Regions from separate parts of the Homo sapiens genome. Here region 2 is linked to region 1. A link is an interaction called in ENCODE POLR2A ChIA-PET data of the cell type or tissue named here. Cell type or tissue: PC-9. All regions are shown on one strand.

The links. Peaks named below come from ENCODE experiments on the same cell type or tissue, not always from the same donor. Only the 100,000 strongest peaks of a DNase experiment are listed, where the experiment ranks them.
Region 2: POLR2A ChIA-PET joins it to region 1 with 11 read pairs; 2 of 35 experiments call an interaction of 5 or more read pairs at or near these places.

Annotation. Positions count from the first base shown.
Region 1 is chr1:203,906,529-203,914,528 of GRCh38, reverse strand. No RefSeq gene overlaps it. Among named protein-coding and RNA genes, the nearest start is that of SNRPE, 49 kb to the right of the region's middle. In PC-9, no CTCF peak of the experiment used is centred here; DNase peaks (open chromatin) are centred at 6,528 and 7,408; H3K27ac peaks cover 1,684 bases.
Region 2 is chr1:204,316,312-204,324,311 of GRCh38, reverse strand. All of the region lies in intron 1 of PLEKHA6 (pleckstrin homology domain containing A6), which reads left to right. Among named protein-coding and RNA genes, the nearest start is that of PLEKHA6, 40 kb to the left of the region's middle. RefSeq lists an enhancer at 1,928-2,427. In PC-9, no CTCF peak of the experiment used is centred here; DNase peaks (open chromatin) are centred at 281, 3,761 and 4,661; H3K4me3 peaks cover 439 bases; H3K27ac peaks cover 5,450 bases.

The DNA of each region.
Region 1 (8,000 bases):
CAGGCCTTATTGTTGTGCAACCAAAAGACTAACAGCTTGTGTTTATCTTTTCCCTTCAAGGCTCGAGGGTTAGGAGCTTTATAAATAAGGGCAGTTCTGATCATAAACCTGATTGCATTTGCACAAAACAGTAGTTAGACTATTCCTTCCTGTCTTAAATCCTGGTGTTCACTTCTCTTCCTTACTAATAAATGTCTTTCTTGGCAATTTTTTTTTTCCAGAATAGGACACATTTGTCTGCATTAAAAATCTGTTCCGGCAGATATCCTTTCCCCTTAATGATTTTCTCAGTAGCATCTGGGAACTCATCTGTGGCTTCTAGGTTGGCAGAAGCTGTTTCTCTTGTCATCTTGATATTTTTTAAGCCCAACCTCTTCCTAAAATTATCAACCCAAACACACAAACAAAATTATTAAACCATCCTTTGCTGGCATTAAATTCTCCAGCTTTAGATCCTTCACCTTCCTTTTGCTTTAAGTTGTCATGTAATGACTTCACTTTTTCTCAAATCATATTAGAGTCTATAGGAATACCTTTCTTACAGCAATTCTGTACCCACATAAAAGCTCCATCTTCGGCCGGGTGCAATGACTCATGCCTGTAATCCTGTAATCCCAGCACTTTGGGAGGCCTTGGCATGGGGATCAACAGATCAAGAGTTTGAGACCAGCCTGGCCAACATGGTGAAACCCCCTCTCTAATAAAAATACAAAAAAAAAAAAATAATAATAACCAGGCATTGTGGCACACACCTGTAGTACCAGCTATGTGGGAGGCCGAGGCAGGAGAATCATTTGAACCCAGGAAGTGGAGGTTGCAGTGAGCTGAGATCACGTCACTGCACTCCAACCTGGGTGACAGAGCAAGACTCTGTCTCAAAAAAAAAAAAAAAAAAAAAAAAAAAAGCTACATTTGCAATACCAGACAAAAAGGTATTTCACAAAGTGTGCACAGTTTTTGTATCTGCTGGCATAGCAAAGCCATGGCATTGTGAATTTTCTTTCCTTTTTTTTTTTTTTTTTTACAATGGTCCTTGTGCTGGATTCATTTATCTTGTAATGGCAGGCAACTGCAGCTGCAGCCCTCAATCTATGGTAAGCATCAAGCAATTCGGCTTTTCCTTGTGATGTCAGGACTTTTTCCTGCTTCTTGGAAGCACTTCTAGTCACTAGTGGCACTTGGTACGGGACACATGGTGTTATTCAAGGTTTATGGTGTTGCATTAAGCATGATGAAAAATATGCTAGAACTTCAAGAGATCATTTTTTATTGTGATGTACAATTTACTAGAGAGATGAACTGTTCATGCAGAGATGATTAGAGCCACGTGGTGGTTTAAACAGATACTAACCACACTTGACCTCACCACAACAGCAACAGGAGGTGGGTAAAACATGATTAGAACAGCACAGTATGTACAACAGTTAATTTATGCAGTTATGATTGAATAATGCATCTTTACCTCTGTTTACATTGCTCACAACTGTGAAAGTTACCATATTCAGCGTATAAATGTCAGTTTTGATAAATTTTAACTCTTTATAATAGATTTGTGTATATTTTATGATAGCAAATGATAAAACAGACTATCTATACATTGTATGCATTCATGACATATCTTTTTCTTAACTTTTTTCAATATTTCTTGACTACGTGGTTTTTCTAGGCTGTAAGTTTATTCAAATTGTCCCAAATCTCCAAAAACTTTTCCAATATATTTACTGAAAAAAAATCTATGTATAAGGGGACCCACGCGGTTCATACTTACGTCGTTCAAGGGCCAACTGTATCTCCTACTGGTTCTTTTTCTCTGCTAGCACCCTGATTAATGCAGTGATATTAACTACAGTTGTTGGTAAGGCTTCTTAATTAATATAATATTAGAAAGAGATGTAGAAGAGAGATTGATTTTGGACACTATAAAACCTCTAAATTAATAAAGAATGAGAAAGTATAAGAAAGTTATAAAATAAGCCAAAATAAACAAAATTGCTTACCTTATGATGGCCAAAGTTACTTTTTATCAGGCAGCTATAAGTAGGCAAATATACACTTAAGGATGTTTGTGAACTTAAAATATTCACCAGCAGAATAAAAATAGGGTGATTGAGGTAGCCAGCCTTCAAGATAGCTCCCAATGATTCCTACCACCTGGCATTGACATCCTTGCGTCATCTCTTCCCATATTGTACTGGGGTTGTTCTCTATGACTGACAGAATACAGCAAAAGTGACAGTACATCATTTGGGAAACTGGGTTATTAAAGATATTGTGGCTTCTATCTTGTTCTCTCTCCCTCCCTCTTGGATCATTCGCCCTTGGGTAAGCCACCTGCCATGCCATAGCTGTCCTGTGGAGAGGCCTGTGTGGTAAGGAATGAGACCTCCGGACAACAGACGCCAAGGTCCTTTGACAACAGCCGTGTAAGTGAGCTTGGAAGCATATTTTCCAGCTCCCGTCCAATCTTCAGAAGACTAAAGCAACAGGCAACATCTTGATTGCAACCTCAGGAAAGACATTATGCCAGAACCACCCAGTTAAACCACTTCTGGATTCCTGACTTTCAGAAATCGGGTGAGATAATAAATGTTTGTGGTTCATGCTACTGTTTCCCTTCCAAACTGATTTAAAAAATAACAGAAACAAAGTAAAACTCATAGGAAAGGCAGAACTGAAGAAATAATAATGAGAAAGCATAAAATAGAAACTAAGATAAACCAAATGTAACAATTAAAATTATTCTAAATAGTCTAAATCCTGCTACTAAGAGGCAAAGGGACTTTTTTTTTTTTTTTTTTTTTTTTTAAGATAGAGTCTCGCCTTGTTTCCCAGGCTAAAGTGCAGTGACTTGATCTTAGCTCACTGCAGCCTCGACTTCCCAGGCCCAGATGATTCTCCCATCTCAGCCTCCCAAGTAGCTGGGACTGCAGGCACACAGCACCACACTTGGCTAATTTTTGTATTTTTTGTAGAGACAGGGTTTTACCATGTCGCCCAGGCTGGTCTCCAACTCCTGGGCTCAAGCTATTCTCCCGCCTCTGCCTTTCAAAGGGCTGGGATTACAGGCATGAGCTACCGCTCCTGGCTGGAGTATAAATTATTTAAAAATCAGGCTGGTCATGGTGACTCACACCTGTAATCCCAGCACTTTGGGAGGCCAAGGCGGGTGGATCACTTGAAGTCAGGAGTTTGAGATGAGCCTGGCCAACACAGTGAAACCCCATCTCTACAAAAAATATAAGAAAAAAAAAAATTTGCCAGGTGTTGTGGCGGGTGCCTGTAATCCCAGCTACTCGGGAAGCTGAGGCCTGAGAATCGCTTGAACCTGGGAGGTGGAGGTTGCAGTGAGCCAAGATCACACCACTGCACTCCAGCCTGGGCGACACAGCAAGACTCCATCTCAAAAAAAAAAAAAAAAAGTCAATTAATTAGGCCAGGCATGGTGGCTCATGCCTGTAATCCCAGCACGTTGGGAGACCAAGGCAGGCAGATCACTTGAGGTCAGGAGTTCAAGAACTGCCTGGCCAATATGGTGAAACCCTGTCTCTACTAAAAATACAAAAAATTAGCCAGGCATGGTGGCACACACCTGTAGTCCCAACTACTTGAGAGGCTGAGGTAGGAGAATCGCTTGAACCCAGGAGGTGGAGGTTGCAGTGAGCTGAGATCATGCCACTGCACTCCAGCCTGGGTGACAGAGCAAGATTCTGCCTCAAAAAAAAAAAAAAAAAAAAAGAATTAAATAATATGCTACTAATATATAGCTACTTAAAAGCCAAATGGTTTAGAAAGGCTAAACATAAGAGAATGAGAAGATAAACTATCATTATATAAAAGAAAAGCAGGATTAGCAATATTAGTGTGAGATAAACTAGAACTTCAGGCAAAAAAGCACTAAAGGCCAGGCACGGTAGCTCACATCTGTAATCCCCACGCTTCGGGAGGCTGAGACAGGAGGATCACTTGAAGCCAGGAGTTTGAGACCAGCTTAGGTAACATAGCAAGGCCCTGTCCCTATAAAACATTTAAAAATTAGCCAAATGTGGTAACCTGTGCCAGTAGTCCCAGTCACTCAGCAGACTGAGGTGGGAGGATCGCTTGAGCCCAGGAGTTTGAGGCTGCAATGAGCTATGATGGTACTAGCACATTCCAGCCTGGACAACAGAGTCCAGGCTGAATGGACTCTTTTGCTGAAAAAGAAAAAAAAAAAAGCACTAAAGCAGGTGGAGTTCTTGCATATGATAAAGGATAGTAAGAGATGAAAATACAATAATAAGGAATTGATATGAACTAACATAGCAGCTAAATATATAATGTAGACTGGTAGGCTTATAATGAGAAAATGATATAAAATACAATTATAGTAGGAAATTTTAATTATCTAATATCCATGACAGACTAAGCAGACAATATGTATAAAGGCATGAAGGACTGAAACAGTATAATTCATAGCATAGAACATTATTTCAGATTTTATATTCTACAAATAATGGCTATATACATTCATGTATAGAAATTGAGCATATCCGGGCCAGGCGCAGTGGCTCACGCATGTAATCCCACCACTTTGGGAGGCTGAGGCGGGAGGATCACGAGGTCAGGAGATTGAGACCATCCTGGCTAACATGGTGAAACCCCGTCTCTACTAAAAATACAAAAAATTAGCCGGGTGTGGTGGCGGGTGCCTGTTGTCCCAGTTACTCGGGAGGCTGAGGCTTGCAGTGAGCTGAGATTGTGCCACTGCACTCCAGCCTGGGCGACAGAGCGAGACTCTGTCTCAAACAAAAAAAAAAAAAAAAAAAAAGAAATTAAACATATCTGGTTATAGAGAAAAATCTCATTAAAGACAATAAAGGAAAACATTTTTGGGACTATATTTTCCATCCACAATTAAATATTAGGCCAGGTGCAGTGGTTCATGCCTATAATCCTAGCACTTTGGGAGGCCGAGGCAGGAGGATTGCTTAAAGCCAGGAGTTTGAGACAAGCCTGGGCAGCAAAGCAAGACACCTTCTCTATTTTAAACAAAAAAGACACTAAAAAAATGGACAAACACAATTAAACATTAATGGCATAAATGTTTTCTTAGGAATAGTCGTCAATAACCTGTAAAATAAACAAGTACCCCACAGATGAGAACTTGGACAAAAAAGAAGACAGAAAAGGAAAGTACAAAAAAAGAGTGCTTGGTAGGCTATATAAAAGTGTATGACAAATGTTAGGAAGTATTATTAGTTAGCCATTTAAAAATAATAATGAAAATACCAACCTATCTAAATCTTTGTGATGAAGTCAAAGCAGTATTTGAAAGAAAATACACAGTTTTAAATGTTATATTACTTTTTGAGTAAGAAAAATTATTATATAAAAAGCAATGACAGGCCGGGCGTGGTGATGCATACCTGTAATGCCAGCACTTTGGGAGGCCGAGGCGGGTGGATCATCTGAAGTCGGGAGTTTGAGACCAGCCAGACCAACATGGTGACACCCTGTTTCTACTAAAAATACAAAAATTAACTGGGCATGGTGGCAGGCACCTATAATCCCAGCTACTTGGGAGGCTGAGGCAGGAGAATTGCTTGAACCCCGCAGGTGGAGGTTGCAGTGAGCAGAGATCACGCCACTGCACTCCAGCCTGGGGGATAGGGTGAGACTCTGTCTCCAAAAAAAGAAATATACGAGCCTCCAGAAAATCTAATTAAGAACAGAGAAGAGATACACAAAATATTAGAAACATTAACACACAAATAATACACAAACATGCTAAAAATGTTCCCATCCCAAAGAAAAAAAACTTGTTTTTTCTTACTATAGGTCTTACTCTTTTCTCCTGAAAGACCACTTCTAAACCAGACAATTTTTTGGAAATATTATGTTTTCTGATTATAAAAGTACTACAAAAATATTTCTGTTTAGTATAGTAGACTAGATACTACAGGACTGAACCACCTGGTAAAATCAACTAAAATTACTGGATTTTAAAAAGTCTTAAATGCATTCAAAAGCTGACAAGAAAGTAAAGATTACAGCTGGACGTGGTGGCTCATGCCTGTAATCCCAGCAATTTGGGAGGCCGAGGCAGGCGGATCACAAGGTCAGGAAATCAAGACCATCCTGGCTAACACGGTGAAATGCCATCTCTACTAAGAATACAAAAAATTAGCCAGGCGTGGTGGTGGGCTCCTGTGGTCCCAGCCACTCGGGAGGCTGAGGCAGGAGAATGGCGTGAAGCCGGGAGGCGGAGCTTGCAGTGAGCCGAGATGGCGTCACTGCACTCCAGCCTGGGCAACAGAGCAAGACTCTGTCTCAAAAAAAAAAAAGGAAAAAAAAAAGAAAGTAAAGATGACTTAATGTATTATACATCTAAGGCATCGTTGGTTGAAAGATATGCCATTACTTTACTACTAAGAAAGAAAACAAATGTAATCAAACTATGACATAATGCTTTCTTATAACTTTTTTCTTGTAACTTATTTTACACTTATGGAAGATCTTGTAGGCTAATCATCTATTTTTTCCTTCATTTTTATTTATTTACTTATTTAAAGATAAGATCTTCCTATGTTACCCAAGACTTCTGAAGTCCTCAAGCAATCCTCCTGCCTCTGCCTCCTGAGTAGCTGAGACTGTAGACAAATGCTACTGCACCCAGCTTATTTTTGTAATTTTATTTTTTTGTGACAGGGTCTCACTCTGTTGCCCAGGCTGGAGTGCAGTGGTGTGATCATGGCTCACTGCAGGCTGGACCTCCTGGGCTCAAGCAGTCCTCCAGCCTCAGCCTCCTGAGTAGCTGGGATTACAGGCATACGCCACCACATTCGGCTAATTTTGTATTTTTAGAAGAGACGGGGTTTCTCCATGTTGGTCAGACTGGTCTCAAACTCCTGACCTCAGGTGATTGGCCTGCCTCGGCCTCCCAAGGTGCTGGGATTACAGGCGTGAGCCACCGTGCCTGGCCAATTTTTTTACTTTAGTAGTGACAGGGTCTTGCTATGTTGCCCAAGCTGGTCTTGAACTCCTGGGCTCAAGAGATCCTCCTGCCTCAACCTCCCAAAGTGCTGAGATTACAGGCATGAGCCACCACATCAGGCTGATCCAGCTTATTTTTAATCATATATTACTTTTGAGCATATATTAAAAGGTAAGTGAAAAAATTGCTTAAGGTGTGCTTAAAACTACCTCACATTTAATCTGACTCTTCCACACAATTGTCTGTGCCATCAAGAACATTACAAATGTATTATTTCAAAAAACAATCCTTAACATAATGAAAAAAAATTAATGCTGGGCTCTTAAGCCTGACTTTGCTATTATGTAGCACTAACCTACTTCTGACTCATATTTTAGGAGTGTTGCTGAAATGTCTGACTCACTGTGCTATCCCCTCTCCACTAACATTCGATGCCTCGGGGTTAAAAGAATGCTCCACTATTAGTCTCAAGATTTTCTTCCAAGCCACTGACATTCCTTCTGCAATTTTTGATGCTGCAATTTTGATATTCATACATGCATAAACAATGACATTTATGTAATGGCTGACTGGCTGACAGTGATTATAGACAATTTAAGATACACACTGATTTCAAAGATGTTAAAATGTGAAAAAAATATTTCAAACAATGAAATATAATACATTAAAGTAAGAATGAAGTGAAATCTAGAGGATACCTACCAAAACTGGAAGAACTCAGGTTCAAGTTTAATAGTACTGTGCAGCAGGTGGGTTGGAAATCAAAGCCCAAACCCATCTAAAATAGGGAATCTAAAAGGAGATTCCCTCTTCCCCCTATAAAACTGGGTCCCAAAGAGTTACTCTCTCAGTGTAAGGCACATTAGAAATCATCCATTTCTCCACCACAATTATCACCACCAGATGACTACAGCAATAATTGCTCATCTCAAAATTCGGTGCTAAGTCAGGAAAGGGAGATTATCTCCTCCAAGAACCTGTAACCACAAGCAAGCCCTAATGCAGGTTTGCAGCAGAAACACGTATAACC
Region 2 (8,000 bases), 410 kb before region 1:
TCAGCCTTTGAGATACTAAAAATTTCCTTCCATCTTCAAAATCCCTTCACGATCCATAGCCCTGACTCTTACCAGGGATGCCTGGCAATCAAAGTCAGAGCAATCAAAGTCAGATTCTGGGATGTGGACCCCAAAGAGGGCTCCTGAAGTCCTCGTGCAGCTGAAACACATCCCTACTGGCTGGACTTTTACTGCACTTCATCATAGCTAGGAGTGACTCATGCAGACTCAAGCAGAACCTTGGGGCCCAGGGCAGAAGTGTGACTTCAGGTCTCACTCAGCACTCATCAGAACACTCACTCAGTATGCTTGTAATTAGAATTGAGTGATCTCATGGATGAACTGTACTGGGCTAACTTGAAGAGCACAGCTCTGGAGTCAGTCTGCCCAGGTCCTTTCCAAGTCCTGCCACTCCATCCTCAAGCAGGATATTTAACCTGATTTTGTCTCAGGTTCCTCATCTTAAAACAGAGGTCATAACAACAACCATCTCAAAAGGCTGTTGTGAAGATCAAATGAGTTGCATTTAGAATTATGCCTCACACAAGTATGCACTCAATAGATAGCTATTATTATAATACTAGGTAGCTTACACCCTCTGCCATTTACCTCTCTAGTAAGCTGTTTATTCATTTGACAAACACATACTGAGCACCTATTATGCACCAGGAATACAAGTACAACCTTGTTGAAGCTTTCCAGTTACACAAGCAGTTTATAATGCCCTCTAATTTCACATTAGCTTTCTTTCTTCCGAAATGTCCATTTGGCTGTGACAGCAGTTGAGAAGTCATCACTTTGGTCCCATCTAGCTCTCAGTGATCCTAGTCTGCATGTTGTGGGGCAAAGGCCACTTGCCTTGGGAGTCAGAGGACCTGAATTTCTATTGATGATTCAGCTGGTAACCAGCTGGGATCTATTGGACAGGTTGCTTCATCTTTTCTGAGCCTCAGTGTCTCCATCCTACCTTGAGGGGTGCTGCGGAGATAAGATGAGATAACGATGCAAAAGACCTATTAAATGTCAGGTGCTAGGATGGAGCAAAGAGAAGACAGTCCTTGGGAGAGTGCCCCATCTAAGTGCAGAGGGGGGCCTCCCCCAGGCAAGGCTCTGAAGATAATTAACATGAGTGCAAGCTCCCGGAGGGCACTGAGTGTCAGGGCCTAGCACAGTGTGCTGTGGCACATAGTAGATACACAGTTAATGCCTGCCACATAGCTGTAGACCCTTAGCAAATGTTTGTCAAATGAATAAATGTGACATAAATGGCTCTAACCAATGTAAAAGCGGGGAAGGCATTAAGTTCCAAGGAAATGCAAAGCAAAGGGAAGGTCAGGTTTGGGCATGGTCTATCAGGGAGGGCTTCCTGGAAGAGATGACTTAGATTTAGGTTGGGAAGACCTTGCATCCACAGAATGATACGCCATGGGACAAGAAGGGAATTTGCAAAATGCGTAGGGCCAGTTAGCTTGGTTGGGGTGGGAAGAGTGGTCCCCAGAATAAAAGGAGTAGGATAGGAGTTTACATGGGCAGTAGCTACAATTGGGTTTTGAGAGAGTAAACACTTGGTTGGGGGAATGTGGAGGAGCATGTGTGAGGAGTGTGATTATGGCTGGTGCAGAGTAGACCACAGGAGGCCCATTATCTGCTGCCTGCCCATTAAGGAAAGAATCCCAGCGGCTGATAGCTCTGGATAATAGTGACAGCGGTTGAAGCTATGGGGGCCTGGGACTGCCTGAGACCACCGGCTAAGCAGCCAGTTTCTATTGTCCACTAATGGCACTTTGAAGGTGGCAAAAGCTGGATGGCAGCAGCCTGCTGTGCGACCCCACTGGCTTCCCAAGTCACGCCAGGGAGCTGGTGTGGCTCATTAAGAGTCCTGAGAACTTCTGTTGCGGTGGAAAGCAAGGGCACAGAGAACTTCCAGAAGGATGCCGGGGCAGCTAGGACTAAAGTCATCCAGTTTAGAGCCTTGAGGTGAATAGATCATCATTTCCTCCCCTTAAACAAGGAGTCTGGGCACAAATAGGCGCTCATTGTTAGTGTGTTAAATTGGGCAGCATGAGACTAAAGGGGTGTGTGTAGGGGGGCGGGTTCAGACGGACCTGAGGTCCTGTGCAAGCTCTGCTGCCTCTGTATTGATATTAAGAAAGCTTCCTAACCTCTCTGGGCACCACTTTTCTCATATATGAAGTCAGAGTAACAAAGATTTTTGCCAAAGAGTTAATTCGAGGACTAGCTAAGGTATAGATAACAGTGGCTACATAGCACATGGTAAACTGCTCCACAAGTGGTGGTGGTTTATGTTTTTAGTTTCTTCTCAATATTTTTTAGTCTCCTGCTAAGGGAGAGAAGGCAGAGCATGCCCTGCCAGAGCCCCAGGGGCAGCTCCTGGGCCTGCCTTTCCTGACTCAGCAGCAGGCTGGGCCCACTTGGGCCTGCACTGCCTTAAGCACTGGGGCCAGCCGACTGAGTCTGCCCTTTTCTCCTTTCTATTCTGGCAGACACACAGCAGACATTTATTAAATGCTTGTTGAATGAAAGATGCATTTGACATGGTCCTTGTCCTTTCCGTTTCACAGTCTAGCAGGGGAGACACACTTGTAAACAAAGGATGAAGAAAAATAAGATCAGATGCACAGAGTGGTTTGCAAACACAGAGGGAGGAAGACTGCCTGGGTGGAAGTAAAAAGTGGCTGTAGGGTCAGGTTTAGGTTGAACCTTAAAGTATGGGAAGGGTAGGGTGGAAGGGTTGAGGTTCCAGCAGAAGAAACAGCATGCACAGAGGCTGAGATGCAGGAGGAAGCATGGGCGCCGGAACTAGATCAGCAGAGTCAGAGGCTGGAGCACAGAGTGCACTGCAGGGGGGCAGTAGGGGAGGCTGGAAGGTGGGCCAGCCTGTGAAAAGCCTTGACAGCCCTACACAGGAGGCTGAACTTAATCCTTTAAAAGTTATAAGCAGACATGGGGCACAATCAATTTGCGTCCTTTCCTCTCCTTGCTCCCATCCTTATGGTCATGTGCAGATCCTCAGGATTCTGAGGATCAGAGAGGCTTGTAGCCTGCCTGAGGGTGCACAGCATGTTAGCTGTGAGGTCAGAATGAGAGTTCAGTGCCTTTGGCTTCCCCTGAGTGGTGCTTTATGTAGTGGACAGTCCTGGTGATGTTGCCTGACTCCCTCTACCATCCTTGTGGGCAGCCATGGCCTCTGGGTAACACTATTCCATATTCTGACCCGAAACAACAGCCTTGTCCATTTAAAGAGCCTAGTGTGATTGAGCCTGGACCTCCCCCTTCATCATCTGCCCCCTTCTTTGGCACAAAGGAGAAGCTACAAGATCCCTTGGAAATAGCCTCCTGCTTCATTTCCAGGTGCTGGGCTGCCTGGCATGTACCAGACTTGGCTTCAGAACATGTTTTTCAAAAGAGATCAGGCAGGCTTTGCAGAATGTAATGGCATTATTCTGGGTTTTTTGGGGGAAGGCTAAGAACCCCTCTCTCCCACTCCCCATTCTACACACACATACCCTAGAGATCGAGCTCCAAGAGTGCTGCAGGCCAGCCCAGTGTGCTGTGCGTACAGGAGGTCTCCACAGAGCACGTGGAGGGAGCAGTTGATGTATGAGCAATAGCCATGTGGGGAGAGATAGGGGACCCAGAACTTTCCAGAAAAGAAGGAGGAGCTGTGGGGCCCCACATGGGCTCAGCATAAACAGGGCTGACCGAAAGTTTCCCTATCTCTTTGCCCCAGGGAAATTCCAGAGAGAAGCCAAGTTGCTAAGTTATGGTTTCTAGTTGTTTCCCTGAGTCATGCAGGCACCAAGCCTTCTCAGAGCCCCTTCCTATAGAAGCCACTGCTCCTTCCCACCCACAGTCTCCTGGGGAGCTGAGCTGCGAGTATGGTGAATCCAGATGGAGGGCATGGCTCCTTCCTCAGGGCCCTGCTGGCACCAGCTCCCCACCTAAGAAGCACCCCCCATGCTCACCCCTACCTCGAGGGTTGGGAGTCAAGTGGAGGGGTCTACCCAGTGTACATTGCATGCCACCATCCTCCTAAATCCACTTCCATCACCCAAGACAGCACCGAGCCTCCATTAAATAGGTGGACATGGAGGCATGAAGGGGTGGTGGAGCATAGCATTCCCCCAGGGAAGAGGCAGCTGGTTCTTTGTTCCCTTCCTTATGGTGGGAAAGGAGAGAATAAGGATGATGGGGCAGCAGTGTCTTAAGTCTTGTGGCTTCCTGGCCCCTTGGTGGCTGAAAGGCCACTCTGCTACTAGTGCTCTCTAGTGATATCCCAGATGGACTCTAGTAGGGCAGCCTGTTCCACTCGTCCCTGTTAGAATTAGACCCGCAGAGGGTGGTGTACCATGATTCCATTGAACTGGTTTGAGATGACCATGAGCTCCTGGTACCCACTCACCCACTCTTCCTCCCTCCCTCCTCATCCCTGCCCGCCCTGTCCCTTTCTCCCTTCTCTCTTTCCTCCCTCTGTATGTCTCCCTTCTGTCCTCCCTTTCCTCCCTTTCTTCCCCAAATATTTATTGAGAAATGTTTATATGCCAGATACCAGGAATGCAAAGATGAGTAAGACACGGCCACTGCCCTCAAGGAACTCAGAGTGCTGTGGGGGAGGCAGACATGTAAACAAATGACTGCAATGCAGGACAACAGGCGTGACTCAGAAATACCTGCTTCTGACTTACAGACAAAGCGCACAGGAGGGAGGGACCACTCCTGTTGGGTGGGGACAGGGGATGTATGGGGACTAGAAGTGCCTACTAGCTCTAAAAGAAGCCCGCCTTAATGGGATCCTCCCTCGCTTATGTTCACACAGTTGTGACAATGAGTAAGTCTCTTAATGTCTCTTGATCTCAATTTCCTCAGTTTTTAAAAAAATAATGTATGTTTGGGGCTTATCACAGAATGAAAAGATATGAAAAGTCATGGGTTGTACCCAGTATGAGGAGATAGTTAGCCAGCTCTCATTTGTAAGGACAGTGAATAGGACACGGAATTTTGGAGGAAACAGTCTATAAGACTGACAGCCTGCTCCTCCTCCTGCTCCCAGTGTTATGAAATGTTCCATAGCACAGGAAAGGACTGTGGGCGCCTCACGGGGAAAGGAGAGTGATTCCACAGTTACAGCCCACTCCCGTCTTCTTTCTCCTCTTTCCTTCCCACCAGAAGTGTCCACTGGGTTGATGTGGCACAGGGTCAGTTCTAGAGATGAACCGAGTACCTTGTTTTTGGGGGACTTTGCATAGTTATCAAGATGGGAAGGAAGCAAGGGCAGACTGGGAGAGCTAGGGACCACAGGAACTTGGAGATGGAGATTACCTGATTTTCTGTTCTCCCATTTACTGGACCGGAAACCTTCCCTCTCTGCACTGCGGGCTCACTCATAGAGTGGCCTCTGGCAAGTCAGAGAATATTCCCCTCCTAACATCTCTGGACCATGGAGAAAATGAAACGAGACGTGCTCAGAAACAACCCGAGTCTTCCAGAATAAAGGGTATGGGAGAGATGTAATGTCATCTGGTCAGGTTTGTACTGTTCAAATTAAACGAGTACTTAATGCATTATATGCTATGAGCCTGTTAACCAAGTTTATTATCGCCAGCTATTGTAGTAGAAAGCTCTGGACTTTATATTGTGACCCTGGAGTTATTGTTTCCTGAATTCAAGCCACTTGAAAATTAAATTGCTTGAGGCGAGTGCCTATGAGGCCACACTTATGGAGCCACTTCTGTCACAGACAAGGCCACCTCCTCAGTGGCCAAAACTTCCGAGGGCCGGCCTTCCCCTGCTATGCAAGAAGTTGGCTGCAAAGTGAAACAGACGCTGTAGTCCAGTGGTTCCAAGTCCAGACTTGGGAAGCAGAGTTCAAATCCAGGCCCTGCTACTTCTTAGCTGTGTGGCAACTTAACTTCTCTCTGGTTCAGTTTCCTCACTTGTACAGCAGGGGTAATAATAGTACCTACCCTGCTGAATTGCATGTGGAGTAAATGAGCCAATTTGAAGCCCTTGGCCCTGTGCTCTCGGATCCTCTACACGCTCTGTCCAGCCACTGCTCCTCCAGTGACCTCTGTCTCCTTCTCTAAAGCCAGGACAGACACCTGTGAAATCTCCTGGGCACTGGGAATTGGACTCCAAGAACAGATTGTCTTTGGAGAGACACTTCTTAGCTTCTCCCACATAGTGACTTTCAGTTTTTTCCCCACCCTACAGAAGGATATTTACCTTGTAAGCAAAGATATTCATGCACGCACGTGTACACACACATGCACTCATGTGTGTATAAGTGTATGAAATAACACTTTTATATAGCACTTGTGTAAAGTACTTTTCCAAATGCTCCATGAATATGGACTAATACAGTCCTCACAATAATGATATGAGGTGGATACTGTTATTGTCCTCCTTTTAAAATGAAGAAATGGAAGCATAGAAAGATTAAGTGGCTGAGTCAGGATTCTCATATTGTGTGTGTGTGTTTTAACAAAAGTATCCCAAAATAATATTTATTCTTACCAAGTGCAGTATACACTACGTTCTATTCTGTTCCATTAAATTTTTAAAAAATGCATTTCTCCCATGTGCCAATTTGGATTATGTTTTACTAATTTGAGTTCCCAACCCACCGATGATTCCAAAGCCACAGTTTGAAAGACACTATCTGTAAGACAGGGTAGTTAGAGGAAAACTTCTGAGGAAAAAGAAATGGCAGACTTCCTCCGTGTGGCTTGTGTTCAAAGGTGGGTGGAGATCTAGCCGGGAGTGTTGGTGGGGCTCTGAGATGGATGAGAAGGTGCCTCCTGTTCCTAGATGTGAGGTTCTAAAGAAAATAGGCCCAGACCCTCAGAGCCGGCTGAGGAGGTGAAGGCTACAGGTGGGGCCGAGCTTGCATTCCTGGTTGGGCAGATTCTGCTGATAAACTCTCCGAAGAGGCCTGGCTGCTGGAACAACATCGCTGATTGTTATCTTATCTCTTCCCAGACTCAAATCAGGAAAGGCTTTCCAAACTGGAGCCCCTGCCTGGAGCTAGGACCCAGGGCTGCTAGCTGTCCCTGAGGGCCTCTTTAGGCCTGGATTGGTATTCTATCAGCAGTACCCTATGCTTAACTCTTTGGTTTAACTTTCTGAGACATTTTTATATTTACCAAGTTATTTTATGCTCAGAAGAGCTGAATTTGGTGAGCACAGGTTCCATTCCATTCTACAGGTGGGGAAAAGAGGCTGAGAGATGCTCAGTGATTTGGTCCAGGCTGGAGGAGACTGGAAGGTACCTCCAGATGTCCAGTTCTGGTTATTTCAGCTGCAGATGGCACGGTAGATTATGTGATTGGCCTTGGAGGTGTTTAAGGAGTGGATACGAGGAGGCCGCTTTATCTGTCTGGGGTTCATCATTTGGCTTCTCCGTTCTTCAGCCCTAGTTGCGCCTGGTAAAATACCAGTAGGGTGATTGAGTCCCACCCTGGGATATCCTAACGCAGATGCCAAAGGAAAGAGGAATGAGCTGACATCTTTATTGATTTCCCTAGTGGGGAATGGGTTCAAATAGGTAAGTTTGATACCTGTATTGAGCTCTCCAGTGGAGAATGGGCTTAAATTCCAGTTGGCCAGATAAAAGTTAAATCAAAGACTGGGAGGCCAGAAAAGATGGGAAACCGAGGGAAACTGTGACCTTTTAGAAGGACCTCCATCTCTCTGGAATGAGTTAGCCAAGTCACCGTGCCAATGAGTGGGGAGGCAGGGCAAACTCAGCTCCGGAGGCTCTGCCAGCTCTGGGTGGTGCTGAGTGAACCCTACCCCCACATATCCTGCAAAGGCACTGGGAACAAGGGGTTGGGTACCCCTGGACTCACCCATTGAAAGCATTTCTCCCGTGTCCCTATTCTGAGCGGCCTGCAGCTGTCTTTCCCGGCAGCTGTCTCCCTGAGCCTACTTGGGTTTCTTGTGGGCACAGGGAGTGCTCCAACACCCACTCTCCACATCCT